3 separate regions of the Homo sapiens genome follow, and regions 2 and 3 are each linked to region 1. Evidence: chromatin loops called from intact Hi-C (ENCODE). Cell type or tissue: A673. All regions are shown on one strand.

What was found. A loop is a pair of places that touch in the nucleus more often than their neighbours do. Peaks named below come from ENCODE experiments on the same cell type or tissue, not always from the same donor. Only the 100,000 strongest peaks of a DNase experiment are listed, where the experiment ranks them.
Region 2: a loop joins it to region 1, with 7 times the contacts of the local background. A loop is called at or near these places in 17 of 110 quality-filtered maps.
Region 3: a loop joins it to region 1, with 4 times the contacts of the local background. A loop is called at or near these places in 6 of 110 quality-filtered maps.

Annotation. Positions count from the first base shown.
Region 1 is chr6:68,874,879-68,879,878 of GRCh38, forward strand. The region is part of intron 3 of ADGRB3 (adhesion G protein-coupled receptor B3); the gene reads left to right. Among named protein-coding and RNA genes, the nearest start is that of ADGRB3, 240 kb to the left of the region's middle. In A673, a CTCF peak has its summit at 2,408 (motif pointing right); DNase peaks (open chromatin) are centred at 73, 413 and 2,413; H3K27ac peaks cover 1,373 bases.
Region 2 is chr6:69,727,089-69,732,088 of GRCh38, forward strand. All of the region lies in intron 7 of LMBRD1 (LMBR1 domain containing 1), which reads right to left. Among named protein-coding and RNA genes, the nearest start is that of LMBRD1, 67 kb to the right of the region's middle. In A673, a CTCF peak has its summit at 2,956 (motif pointing left); no DNase peak of the experiment used is centred here.
Region 3 is chr6:69,153,753-69,158,752 of GRCh38, forward strand. All of the region lies in intron 17 of ADGRB3 (adhesion G protein-coupled receptor B3), which reads left to right. Among named protein-coding and RNA genes, the nearest start is that of ADGRB3, 520 kb to the left of the region's middle. In A673, a CTCF peak has its summit at 1,912; no DNase peak of the experiment used is centred here.

The sequences.
Region 1 (5,000 bases):
GCTCTTCAAAAACCTGAATTTAAAGAGTGCTCTAGTAGTAGGGCAAATGCTCTGGGTGCAGATAGCTGTGCCTCACTGATATCCCCTCAATGCCTTAATGACAATCCACCACAAGCATCAGTTTGGGTAAAAATGAAGCATTTACTTTCTTTCTTTCTTTCCTCCTTCCTTCCTTCCTTCCTTTCTTTCCTTCTTTCTTTCTTCTTTCATTTCTTTCTCCTTCCTTCCTTCCTTCCTTTCTTTCCTTCTTTCTTTCTTCTTTCATTTCTTTCTCCTTCCTTCCTTCCTTCCTTCCTTCCTTCCTTCCTTCCTTCCTTCCTTCCCCCGGCCCCTCTCCTTCCCCCTTCCTCTCCCCCTCCCTCTGCCCTCCCCTCCCCTCCCCTCCCTTCCCCTCCCCTCCCCTTACCTTTCCTTTCCCGAAACAAAATTATGAATAGAATGTTGGGTCTTAACTTCCTTTCATATAAATACTTGCCTAAATCAGCTGATATATTTGGTAAGGTTAAAAGGGAAGCATGAAAGTGAGCCATTGCAGATAGAAACAGATGTTTTCCCCTAGCTAATTACTAATAATGTGATCTTAAGATCACATCTAGCAACAAATGCACATGCCTAGTTAAAACTATAAGAAATAGTTTAAATTTTAGTACTGGACTTTTCTTATTCCTGATGTATGACTATTATTTACTGAGATTTTATTTTGTTTCATTATGCTGACACAGTATTACTAGGATAACGGCATTATTATTGCCATTTTAAGGATAAGGAAATGAGAACGGTAACCAGGCCTTGTAGATCCCAAAGTATTACAGTATTTTAAATATCAACTATATTTACAATATTTTAATCACATAAAAAAAATAAAAACAAATGACCTTACTTCAAGTAAATAATTTTGGTGTTAAGAAGTGACACCTTTTCCTGAGAATGTATTATTAGAGAGGAATTTTAATTTTTTAAAAAACTTACATAGAATGAGAAGGAGAAAGCCTATTAATGTATACCATATTTCCCCCATATGATTATAAGTGCTGTTGTCATCCATATACTGTATGTTTAAGATTAATTGTTAGTGTTTTCAATTTAATGCTAAAGCATAAACTAGAATGAATCTTAGTGGGAGTTACTTGGAATATAAATATTAATTTTTATTATAAAACATTTATATTCATATATAATTCGGCTACTCTTAATTTTAAATATAAATAATTTAAATACTTATTCAATCAATAAATATGTATTAAGGATACCAATCAGACAGACACAGTCTCAGCTCTTAAGGAACGTCCTGTCTAGTTATTACTATACACATATACAAGATGACTTACAGGTAAAAAGATGTCAGACAGAAATGTGAACTGCTGCCTTGTGAAGGACTCCCTACGGGAGCTGTGTCTTGGTGGGATAGATGGAGCCTTCTTTCTAAGTATTGAAACTGAAGCGTATTAGTCAACAAAGAGATGATCAGGCTGTGATTAATAGACTCATTTAAACTAAACTCATAAGACCAAAGCACAGAAGTGAAAGCAGTATTTTGTTGATTTCTGAAAGGTGACACTAGTCCACGCTTTCATAGAAAGTGCCTGGGACTTGAAATTATTACTAGAAGATTTTGCTAAATATATAGTCGCAGCAAAAAGGATTGCTAGATTGTGTGAATGGATGGATAGTTTACTTTTCTTATAGGAAATCAGCTCTAGTCTATTCCTAGAATGGCTTTTTTGACCAAAATATTTTGTTTTCCATATATTGTTAGTCTTTATGGTCAATGATGAATAAACAGTGCTAAATACTTTCTTTTTATGGATGTACCAAAAGCAACATTTCAATTCATTAAGTAAACAGTTACATTTATGTATTGTCTTTCTCTGGTTACATCCTAGTCAACTTGATTAGAACTGGGTATTTATCTTCTGCAAAATATTTACAAACTGTTATGTATTTTTAGCATATGGCCATGTTTTCTTTTTATTGATGGTTTTAACTAGTTTACAGGTATGGCTCTTACTGATTTTTTTCAAAATTATAAATATTTTGTACACACCCATAATGCATTGAAAAAACTAGGGCTCAAGTGGCTATATGTTAATTTTAAATGTTTAATCAGCAAATAAATACTTCAAACATTTTATTTTGAAACACATCTTATAAATCATCTTTTTAAGTTTTATTACTAGTATTAGTATTATTTTGATCCACATATCTCTTGACTTTTTTCTTTTAAGTCCTTGATAAAATATTCATTAATTACTTAATGGGTAGCCTTTATAGTTCCCTTCAGAAAATATTCAGCAAGATAAATTTATGTGTAAATTAATGGGTAAAATTATATGATTGGATTCTTTATAAATAATCTACGTACTTTTTTTTTGTTTCTAGACATTATTAGTCTATACCCAACTTTAACCTTTAGGTGGCAGCATTTGAGAACAGTTATAGATACTTGCCACCATTTAGAAAAACAAGATGAATAGTGTATATGTTCAAAATAAAGAATTTAGGATTTTTTTTTTATTTAGACTCAGAACAATCGCTTATCAAGCACTGCACTATCTCATAATTTGTAACATTAAGAAGTATTTTCATATTCACATAAGGCTACTTTAGGTTTATAAAAAGTCCATCATTTGCATGGCCATTTGTTCACAGTTATACTTTCATTGAAGGCAGGGGTTCTTCCAAATGGATATTCCTAAAGGACCTTTGTTCTCAGCACATCTCCAATTTTAATGGATCTGGGCTAATTAGACATATCTGAAAATCTTTTCTAAAGTATTGAAAACAAAGACATTATCTTTCTTCTTGCAATTTATTGGTTTAAAAATACTTTACATTTATGTATAGTGAGAGATGAAAGGGCAAGTACAATATAAAACCAATTTATATCAAGGACTTTTTTTAATAGTCCATCTTAGTTGCTAACTAGAATAATCATCACAAAAGATACATTTTGCTGAATAACTGACCGATTAGTCTGATCTATCACTCCTATCTTGTTTTCTTTTTTTAAAAAATGAGGTCAACCAATTTTGCTTCACTAGCCAAGTACCTAATCAAGATCAGGCCATATATGAATAACTTCATTAAGATATATAATCAAGGCTAGAATCTATTATGTTTAATGGAATATGAGTGCTTAACTTTTACAGAGACTCATGTCAGCTTTTCTACAACTATAATTCCTGTTGCTGTATGATTAACTTTTTCATTATATTAAACTTAAAATTACTTTCTTTTATTTTTCTCTATTTGGATTTTAATATAGTTAAATAAATCTTTTAGGATAACTTTTTAAAATACTTCTTTTTCTTTTTATTGAAAAATGTTCCAATATTTTTATCCTGATTTCAGTTCAGAGGATTTTATTTTGTGTTTACTTCATTATTATAAGAAAGACATAAAATTTCAAATAACTTATTTAAAACCATGTTTATATATAGCTGATCCTAAAGACTAATGTGTATTTGTTCATTTTGGCCCTATAAAATATTAAATAGTTTTGCTAAGGAAAGTATTTGCAGTGATTTTTACTGATGGCAAAATTGTAAAAAAAAAAATTAATACCTAGTTATCATTTAAATAATTTATATTTTAGACAGGATCCAAAGTATACAACATGCTTTGTGTTTTAGACATTTGTGTTTGTGCTATTTACATTAAGAAAACTTGATCAGTATCTATAAACATCCTTTCCCTATAGAGAAATGGATAATCTGTTAATTTGTGTTGTAAAAGTCATGTAGTTCCATGAAGACAGTATCCAAAAGTATGGGTACTCTGTGACCATTTCAGTTTTTGTCACATTTTTCTATTTGCCTGAATCCCTCAAAATGGCATGTATGTCCATTTTCACACTACTGATAAAAACATACCTGAGACTGGGCAATTTACAAAAGAAAGAGGTTTAACTGGACTTACAGTTCCATGTGGCTGGGGAAGCCTCACAATCATGATGGAAGGCAAAGAGGAGCAAGTCATGCCTTACATGGATGGCAGCAGGCAAAGAGAGAGCTTGTGCAAGGAAACTCTCATTTTTAAAACCATCATATCTCGTGAGACTTACTCACTATCAGGAGAACAGCACAGGAAAGACCTGTGCCCATGATTCAAGCATCTCCCACCGGCTCTCTTTCACAGTGCATGGGAATTATGGAAGCTACAAGATGAGATTTGGGTGGGGACACAGAGCCAAACCATATCATGGCATAAGCAAGATAAATGATTTATTGACCAATTAACTGAAATTTTTAGAGGCTTGAATGTCTGGAAATAGGTGCTCCAATAATGTCAGAAGTCTGATTCTCCATTTCTCTTTTCTGCTTTACTTTTTGTCGCTTTTTTTTTTTTTTTTTTTTTTTGACAGAGTCTCGCTCTATCCCCCAGGCTGGAGTGCAGTGGCAGGATCTCGGCTCACTGCAAGCTCCGCCTCCCAGGTTCACACCATTCTGCTGCGTCAGCCTCCCCAGTAGCTGGGACTGCAGGTGCCCACCACCACGCCTGGCTAATTTTTTGTATATTTTTTTGTATTTTTAGTAGAGACGGGGTTTCACCGTGTTAGCCAGGATGGTTTCGATCTCCTGACCTCGTGATCCGCCCACCTCGGCCTCCCAAAGTGCTGGGATTACAGGCGTGAGCCACCGCGCCTGGCCTACTTTTTGTTGCTTTTTATTCTCAGTAAATGTTTTCCCCCAACTGGTAGCAAAAAAGGTTTCCACCACTCCTGACCAGCATGCCTGATAGAAAAAAAGCATGTGTGTGTGCATCTTTCTAGTGGTCTTGGGGAAAGTTTCAGGGAGAACTTTCTTTGTTGCAACATGAGTCACACCCCCATACCTGAGCTTATCATTTTAGGAAGTGCACTCTGGTCTGTGATTTTTCAGATCAAATTGCTTAGATCCCAGTTCCAACCAAGGAGGGCAGAGTTACTATAAGCCTCATGCCTTGACAGACATTTTAGCTGATGCCTCATCCAAGTCATTTGGCAGCATCAGTTGATCTTT
Region 2 (5,000 bases), 850 kb after region 1:
GTGGAGGTTGCAGGGAGTTGAGATCGCGCCACTGCACTCCAGCCTGGTAACAGAGTGAAACTCTGTCTCAAAAGTAAATAATTAAATTAAATTAAGTAACTAAAAGAATATAATTGGACTGTTTGTAACACAAAGTATATAAATGCTTGACAGAAGAGATACCGAATTTGCCATGATGTGATTATTATGCATTGCATGCCTATACCAAAATATGTACTCCATCTATACAGCTACTACGTACCCACGAAAATTAAAAATAATTTTTAAAAGTGTTCCAAGGAACATTTCTTTTGAGCTCAAAGTTTCAAATTTTGAAAGCTTTCAGATTTTGGATTTTCAGATTAGGGAGGGATACTCAACCTGTAGAGTAATTTCCCTCTAATTACCTCAATTTTTATCAAATGTATACTTTCAAAATGTATACTTTGGTGAAATATAAAAGGAAAAATATATAATTGGGTTTAAAATGTATATTGTAAAGTTGAAAAGTTACCTACTGGGTACAACATTCACAATTTGGGTGATGGCTACACTAAAAGCCTAGACTTCACCACAATGCAATATATGCATGTCAGAAAACTGCACTTGCACCCTCTAAATATATTTTTTAAAATTAAAAGCATCTCGTTTATATTTTTAATATTAAATTATATATCCTCAAAACATTGAAAAATACAAAGAATAAAGCCTATGGGAACTAAAGTACCTGATAGTTCCTTTAACATTTCCTTATAGGATTTTCCTATCCTTATTATCATTTTAACCTATTTAATTTGGTTATTCTAGTACTTCCATATTCTTTAAACATTATTGATAAAAAGTAACAGAATAATTTAAGACTCTGATTAATATATAGTATTATATGATTATTTACCAATTCTCATTACTCATTGTATTAGTCCGTTCTCACATTGCTATAAAGAACTACCTGAGACTGGGTAATTTATAAAGAAAAGAGGTTTAATTGGCTCACGATTCCACCAACTGTACAGGAAGCATGGTTAGGGACACCTCAGGAAACTTATAATTGTCGCAGAAGGCAAGGGGGAAGCCAGCACGTTATATGTTGCTGGAGCAGGAAGAAGAGAGTGAAGTGGGAGGTGCTACAGATTTTTAAACACCCAGATCTCGTGAGAACTCTATCCCAAGACAGTACTACGAGGATGGTGCTAAACCATTAGACACTACCCCGATGATCCAATCACTTCCCACCAGGCCACACCGCCGACACTCGGGATCACAATTCAACATGAGATTTGGGTAGAGACAGACAGCCAAACCACATCATTCATATTATTTTCATAATCCAAAAGAATGTTGCTTTTTACAACAAAATGCCATGGCAATATTTTGCTAAGCCCAGCTTATATGCAGGTATGTTTCCCTGTCCCCTCAACCACCTCCAATCTAGGCCTATTTGTCCTCAATGCTTGTTATTCTGTGTTGGATGGATTAGGTTCCCTGAATGCACTAACTGCAGTACTCGATACTGTTTCCCAAGGAACCTTTTGCTCTAGTCAGTATTAACAACATGGCCCTTATTTACAGTCTACTGTCAAACACAAGGCCTTCTGAATTATCCTAAACTGGTCTGCTGGTCTCAATTTCTACAAATCCATCTTCTACACTGTTTCTAAAGTGATCTCACTCTAATACCCAAGTCAATATATGTCATTCCTCTAATTAACATCCTTTAAGATTCTACAGGACTAATAAATGTATTTTTCAAAGCATTCTGGTATGAGTTCCTAGGAATCTGGAAAGGTGCCACTAGGGCCACTACAGAAGATAAGGCAGCTAGCCATGCAGGAATCTGCTGCTACTTTAACCAGAGCAATTCTACTTGTTCCCAACCTCTATATGTATATGAACATATAAAATTGTTTTAAAAAGTTGTTTTGCTATTTTTTTTTTATGAAAGGTACAATTATTGGTTGGTATTGGGAAAAGACTCTAATTAATGTAATTCTACATATAAAGCACTTCATGACCTGATCCCTACCAACTTGTTAACTTTATCTCATGCTTCTGAATTGTTCATAGTTCTTAAAACACTACAATTTTATGCTACTTTAGGCTTTGTCCAACATACACATTTTATTCCATGTAGTGCCCTCATCTAGAATGCCCACCTTCTCATCTTATTTCATTAACAACTGTTAATGCCCTTCAGGTCTCGGTTTAATTACAATACGTCTGAGAAACCTTCCCTGACTTGTAAATGTCCCTTGCTTATAACTCAATTATAACGCATAGGTATATTAACATTATTCATCTGCACATTTGTTTTATCACTAGATCTGCCAAACTTGGCTGAACAGATTTCTAGGCCAGACTAATAACAACTACAGTAGACTATCTGGTATGTAATGACTAAGTCCCAATTCTTTTTCCTCCTACCTTTGTTTCAAGAACAAACATTTATTATTAAATTAATAAAATAATTTCTCCAAGAAGATAATAATTGACCAATAAGCTTTTAGGAAGAGACAGCTCTTAATTCACACAAAGTTATTTCCTTAAATGGAATTGATATACTTATTAGAAGAGCTGAACTGAATTTCTAAATAGCTTAATTTAAAATATTTTATAAAATAAAAAAGTTTCTGGTAACAACTTGCGGTAACATAAGACCAGAACAAAACACTATTTTTAAATTTTTAATTGTCCGAAGACAACGTAGAAGAAAGGTGCCATCGTTTGGTTACCAAGCTTTTAGCTTGTTTTTGGACTGCATTTTCAATAATTATCAGGAAATTTAACTACAATATTTAGATTATGATAAGCTTGACATAGACCTTATATAAAACATTATAACTTTTAAGGTCTTTAAACAACAATCTTTTGAACTTCACGAACTTCACTTCAGACTTTTTTTTTAATGTACAAAAAGGCTATCCTTTTCAGAAACACAAAACTTTTATTACTTACTACTGCCCTCTAGTGAATTTCCAGAAAAAAAAATCAGAAAACTAAAGAGATTGTATAGTTTAAAATGCTTCTATTAATAGGTTGGCCCTAATTGTCTCCAAATTTATTTTGACTTCCAAGAATAAATCACCAACTGTATTTGAAAACTAAAATGTTTTAAAATAATATATACAAACTACATTCCTAATAACTTCTTTTACCGCTCAGTTTAGAAGGGCACGTTTTCTTTACATATCTCTCTCCTTTATCTGGAATGCTGGTTTCCAACTCTGCAGGCCTTAGATTATTGTAAAGGGTCAACACTAAATACTACCTGTAGACTTAATAAATGTCTTCCACATATTTGTGAAATCTATTATTCAAAGATGTACATGTTATTATGATTAATGAAACAACACAGGTACTCAAGACTTTCCTTTTAAGTATTCACTGAGTCTAAGACGTATATATTTTCTTACATTTAATATCAGTGAAATTTGGATGCATCTAAAAATTGAAGGCATCATATAATTGAAGGCTAGGCAGAAGCCATGACATAGTTGTCGCTACATGCACATTCACAAATTTGGTCACAGCAAGTTACATTACAGTCACTTCAGTTGAATTACATGCATTCTTGGTACAATTATTGAGTTTAATTGCCACTTATGTCTTAAAAGATAATATGATTTGACATTAAAGCAAAAAGTTAATGTGTAAGTCAGGAGAAAGAGAATGAAGATGCATCGGTAGTAAAGAAAATATTCATTAGAATAATGGGCATAATTCTGTATTTTCTTAAAAAGCAACAGTCAAGTGCTTCATAAGCTTAAGAAAGGAAGATATCCAAAAGAGAAGCATTTTTCTGCTTAGGTATATGCAAAAGGATTCCCTTCTATATGGCAAGACAAGAAACAACAGCAAAACATCTTAAATTTACAGGATAGGTGTGTTGGCAGCTTCGAAGAAAATCCCAGAGATAAGAATAGAACACACAAGAAAAGCTGCACATCAATTCTCTTGATAGCATAAAAGACAATACACTTTTTTAGCTTCTGTGTATGAGCGAAAACATGTGAAACTTGTCTTTCTGAGTCCAGCTTATTTCACCTAACACAGTGACTACAACTAATGACTAAAAGAGTAGAGGCCGTTAAGGGTAGGGAGTAGGGAGGGGAGATGAAGAGAGGCTTGATTAATGGGTACAAAAGTACAGTTAAATAGACAAAATACAACCTAGTGTTCAATAGATCAGTAGGGTGACTACAGTCAACAATAATCTATTGTATATTTCCAAATAGCTAGAAGAGAATAATTCAGATATTCCTGGCATAAAGATAAATGTTTAAGGTGATGGATATTCCAATTACCCTGATTTGATCATTACACATTATATGAACACCTCAGACTATCACATGTACCTGGAAAATGTGTATACCTATTATGTATCAATAAAAATAAAAGACAATACAGTTGGTTCCCATGTCACAATGGTTCAACTTAGGATTTTCATACTTTGTGATGGTATGAGACCATTCTTTTTTACTTTCAGTACAGTAGTCAATAAATTACATAAGAAAATATTTGATATTTTATTGTAAAATAGGCTTGGTGTTAGATAATTTTGTGCAACTGTAAGCTAATGTAAGTGTTCTGAGCAAGTTTAAGATAAGCTAAACTAAGCTATTATGTTCAGATAGGCTAAACTAAGCTATGATATTCAGTAGTTTAGGTGTATTAAATGCATTTTCAAACTGAAAATATTTTCAACTTACGATGGATTTAACAGAATGTAACTCCACTGTAAGTCAAAAACCATCTGTGTCGTATAGTAAAACATGAACATCAATAACCAATTCAAAAAGTGATATAGAATTCTCACACTCCAAATATAAAGTTTTAGGAACGCCTTTCATTTCATATTTTCCTTGTTATGAATGCAGACAAATCCAACAAATCTCACTCACTAAATATAAAACAAAGATTATAAATGATTAAGAAAAACTTGTCAGATTTTTCCTTATAGTGACACATAAAGTAACGGTGCACCTTACAATCGGTAGCATATATTCAGTGAAATATGCTATCAC
Region 3 (5,000 bases), 280 kb after region 1:
GGAGGCCAAGGCGGGCGGATCACGAGGTCAGGAGATCGAGACCATGCTGGCTAACACGGTGAAACCCCATCTCTACTAAAAATACAAAAAATTAGCCAGGCATGGTGGCATGTGCCTGTAGTCCCAGCTACTCGGGAGGCTGAGGCAGGAGAATGGTGTGAACCCGGGAGGCAGAGCCTGCAGTGAGCCGAGATTGCACCACTGCACTCCAGCCAGGGCGACAGAGTGAGACTCTGTCTCAAAAAAAAAGAAACATAAGAATAAAAGTGGAACTTGCATAATTTTAATATATCAAAATGAGTTGAAATGATGCAATAATGAACCTGACTCTTGAAACCACACTTCAAAACTGGTATTTCGTGACTTTATAGTCAATTTCTATATATGCACTTCCTCTGCCCACAATTTCAGCTTATATATTGTCTCCATCACAGATCAATGTCAGTGTTTTAGGAGGGATCGTAGTTCCCATGTGATGATGAAAGATTTGCTTTGATAATCAATAATTGCAGTAGGAGACATAATTTGCCCTGGCTTTTGACTCTTAAATCTATCTTCACTTTCACTACCAGAATATTTTATCTTTTGGTTGTTTCCCACCTCCTCATTAGATAGAGTGCAGATTTCTCAGCATAATTTATGAAGCCCTCCATGATCCAGCCTCATCTTGCATCATTTTCTCTTTACCTTCTGTACCTCTGCCTTGTCATTACGGTAGTCAACCATTTGCAATTTTCCCAACACACCACACTGATTTGCACCTTCCTCTTTTTTGTTCCATCTGCCTAGAATAATTTTGTTCATATACTTCCTCCTTTGCCTGGCAAATTCAGATCACATCTCCAGTCTCTGCCTTCCGTTTTCCCAGAGCACCCTTTACCTCCCACATAGCACATGGTAATGAGCTTGTGTTAGTGTCAGTCCCTCTGCTAACGTATAGGTCTAATGGTCAAGATTTTCCCCTTCAACTTGATTTCCCCAGTCTTCACACAATGCCTACCCCATAGTAGATGCTGATTGTCTATTGAGTTGCATAGTATACCTTAGTCTGCACAATATATTTATTTATCCATTCATCTATCTATATATTCATTCATTGATTTATTCATTCAAGCAACAGTTTTTAATTTCACATTGTTTACCAAGGCCCTTGCTACTTGCTAAGATAGCATATTCTTACAAGTGAAGACTGATTAGCTTAAAAGTTTTAAAATTGCTCTGGCTTTGACAGTTTAAAAGTGATAAACTGAACAGAGAATATTGAAAATGCATTTTGCCCACATCTGATTATTTAAGTAGCAATGAAAGTCTTAATAGACTTTACAAGTATTCTAAAATTCAAGACTTGATTTATTAAGTTGGACTTGAGAGCTAATTCTCATACAGCTATTAACCTAAGGTGACAAATTGCCTCATATGGAGAGAGATGTCCAATATATCTAATAAGGAGAGAGAAAGGAATAAACTGAATATTTCATGCCGTGACAATGTTTGCCCTTCCCAGCCACATCTCCCCAAATACTACTTCCATTCTCCATTAACTTCAAGACAAGATAAACATCTACATCTACATTTTGGTATAGGCCACCCAAAAGGTTTTGTGTGCTTGTTTTCATCTGACAAACTAGAAAAAACAATCCACAGTGTTTTGTTTGCTTCCAAGAAAAGAAAAGAAATTTCAGGAAAATACAAAATTCAACATTATGCCATCATGTACCACAGGGAATACCTTTTGTTCTTTATCAAGATACTTTGCAAACTCTAGATTATTACAAAGTTTACCCAATAGTATTTTTAAAGGATAAAGGATTACTAGATGCAGGAATGAATTGAATCATCATAGAATAGGGAATTAAGAGCTGCCATTTATTACTATCAATCCCAATCAGTCAATCTACTGCTGCCATCTAATGTTGGAGCTGTTTCTAAAGCAGATGCTGAGTACAGGTTACCTCTACCATTTGAAAAATTTTTATAGGCCAGCGTATTTCCAAAAAATACACAAAATCAACTGCTTCCTAGAAAGAGAAGATAGTAGTTTGACAAAATGGAGAAATATTTTTTCTTCATTTAGAAGCTTCAAAGGAGAGAAATCATGTAATAGTAACCATTTGAGTACTAATATATTTTTTAAAAGGCGAACAAAAATTAGCCATTTTCACTGATACAGCAATATGACTGTGTCTATATTTGTTCTTATGTTTCTTATATATATTAAATGAAAGTTTAAAAATAAACACAAAATAATTATAATTAGAAGACTCATTAATTTAGTTTTACATATGCTCGTTAATTTAATTTAAAAATATTTAATTGAGAACCTAGTCTCAATTAATTAAGCCCAAAATATTATAATTGTCTTTTACATAAATGAGAAACTTTTTTTCAATAAAATGTCACTATTCCATATGTTGGCCCTGTAATGGTTAAAAAATGAACATGGTTCCTGCCCTCGAATTAATTAGCAAGATAATGGCAGAAAATGGTTAAATTATGTGAAGGAAACAGAGCAAGATAGTATGATAAAGAATGACTGTGTGAGCAGGGAGGCTCAGAGGCCCTGTGTTAGACAGCATGGTTAGGAAAACTGCTGTGAGGAGATAATATTTTAGCTGATATCTGAATGATGAGAAGGAGCCCTGTGAAGAGATGGGACAAAAATGCTTGCAGATGAGGACATAGCAAGACGATGGCCCTCAGGCAGGAAACAGCTTGATGTGGCAAAGAATGAGACAAGATTTACCTGGCTAGGTATATTTGATAAGAAAAGAGAGTTCATCTGGGGTCAGATCACATGGGGTCTTTAGGCCATAGTAAGGAGTAGGGATATGTTCAGAAAGCATTGAGAAGTCATATGAACCCATTAGCCAAGAGAACAACATGATGGCTGATTTGTTTGATTTTTTACACAATCCCTTGGGTTCCATGTATACAATGGATTGCAAAGAGACAAGAATGAAAACAGAAAATCCAATGTTGTTATGAAAATAGAAGGCTGACTTTCAAATTTTGCTAAAGCTACACCAGCTAATTGTCAATTTTATCACTGAATGTTTAAGATGAAAATGACCTTAGAAGTCTTTTTCTCTTTGGTTTACAAATGAAGAAACTAAACCTCAGGGATGTTGGGTAACACAGCTCACAACTTGATCAAGCTGATTCGTAGCAATATTTATTACTATTCCCAGTATAATTAGCCTTCCAGCAGGCCTGAGCTTGCAAGTCAGAGAAGACACTATGTTTCCCTAAGCCACTGAAGAAGTGGCGCAGCAGAATGGTGAAGGCATCCATGCTGGACGCAAACACCCTGATTTTCATACCATTCACGCCTTACTGGCTGTGCAACTGTGTGCAGATTACTTAACCTCAATGGCCCTCAGTTTCCCCATCTGTACGTAGAGATGATAATATCTACTTTATAGGATCAATGTGAGAATTACATGAGTTAAAATTCACAAAGGACTAAGAGCAGTACCAGGTAATTACTGTAAAATAGTTATTTAAAAAATAAAACAATAGGACACTGATGCATGAATATCGCAAGTGTCATGTGCCAAGAACCTAGGGACATAGGTGTTTGGGGAGCTTCTGTACCTACTGGAGCACTTGTGAGGGCATATTCAGTAGTGGAAAAGATGAAGGTTGTACATTGCTCAAAGAAATTACTTGATGGTGATATTTCCAAGAGCATCTGCTATTTGCTTCTTAACCAAGAACCATTTTTCTTCCTTTTCTTTTTTCTTGTAGACCTCACTCACAACAGAAGCTCAAATATCACATACATTCTATCCCAGACTTCATTTCTGGGTTTGGTCCTGTGATTCTAGAAAAGGCCTATGGGGAACATGTATGTGTGGCAGAGGGGGAGGAGGGGTAAGTTTCTAATAAATGATTAGGTTGGTGCAAATTTAATTGCATTTTTTGCCATTGAAAGTAATATCTCTCTGTAAAAAAAAAAAAAAGGAATACTCCTGAGACAATTCCCTTTCCCCTCCATGATTTTGGATATTTTGAAATGAGAAATTGATGGTTAGAATGGTGGCAACCAACTTATGACAATAAAAGAAGTCTAAATGTATTATAGAGTATAATAACAGTATGCAGAATGACTAGAGTTCTGCCATCATTGAGCTGCTGAATTATCCAAGTGCAGAACTACCTCTATTAAGAGTTGTTTTTAAGTGTGATTTTAACATAAATTCCTCTTGTCTAGGTTTCTTGGACTGGTATTTTGTTACTTGCAGTAGAATCATCCTCTCTAATCTACTCTCTCCTGTCATTCATTTTTCAAAAAGTATTAATTAGATCTATCTTATGCCAGATCTCCTGCTTAATCTTACGATACACATAAAAGATATATAAACCCTAGTAGCATTTATGATGATTTTCTTATTCATTGTTTACTTCTATATTTCTCCCTACCATATTGTAAATAATTTAGTTAGACATTTTTTTTATTTATTTTCCCCCTCACACCTACACAACACCTGCTGAAGTTCTTTGGGTACCAAATAAACTTGATTAATGTTTGTTAAATTGTATTAAATAGCATTGGATAATTGCATCTTCCTTCCCCCATCTCTCATAGCTATGACTCCATATAACCTAAGATGATTAAACTTAGATTGAAAAACACATATTACATTAAGTATTAATTTACTCACCCTCAGCTAAAGTTCAGCCAAAAAAAAAAATAAGAAATACAAAATGAGGCTTAAGCAGTCTCAGAATCAATGTAAATGAATGTATTACTCTAATTGAAAGACATTCTGGCTAAGAATTATGCTTCAGTCAAATGAAATATGGCTTTATAAAAATAGAAAATAAAAAATAAATTTTATTTCAAATGTACATTATTGATAAATGTTTATTATTAATACTACTCATTACAGGATATTGGGGAGGATGCCCTCATTTCATAAGTCTTTCAACATTATTACTAAAGTACCATGACAGCTGTCTCTGAACCCTGCTTGAAGATATTATTTTTTTCATTTGCC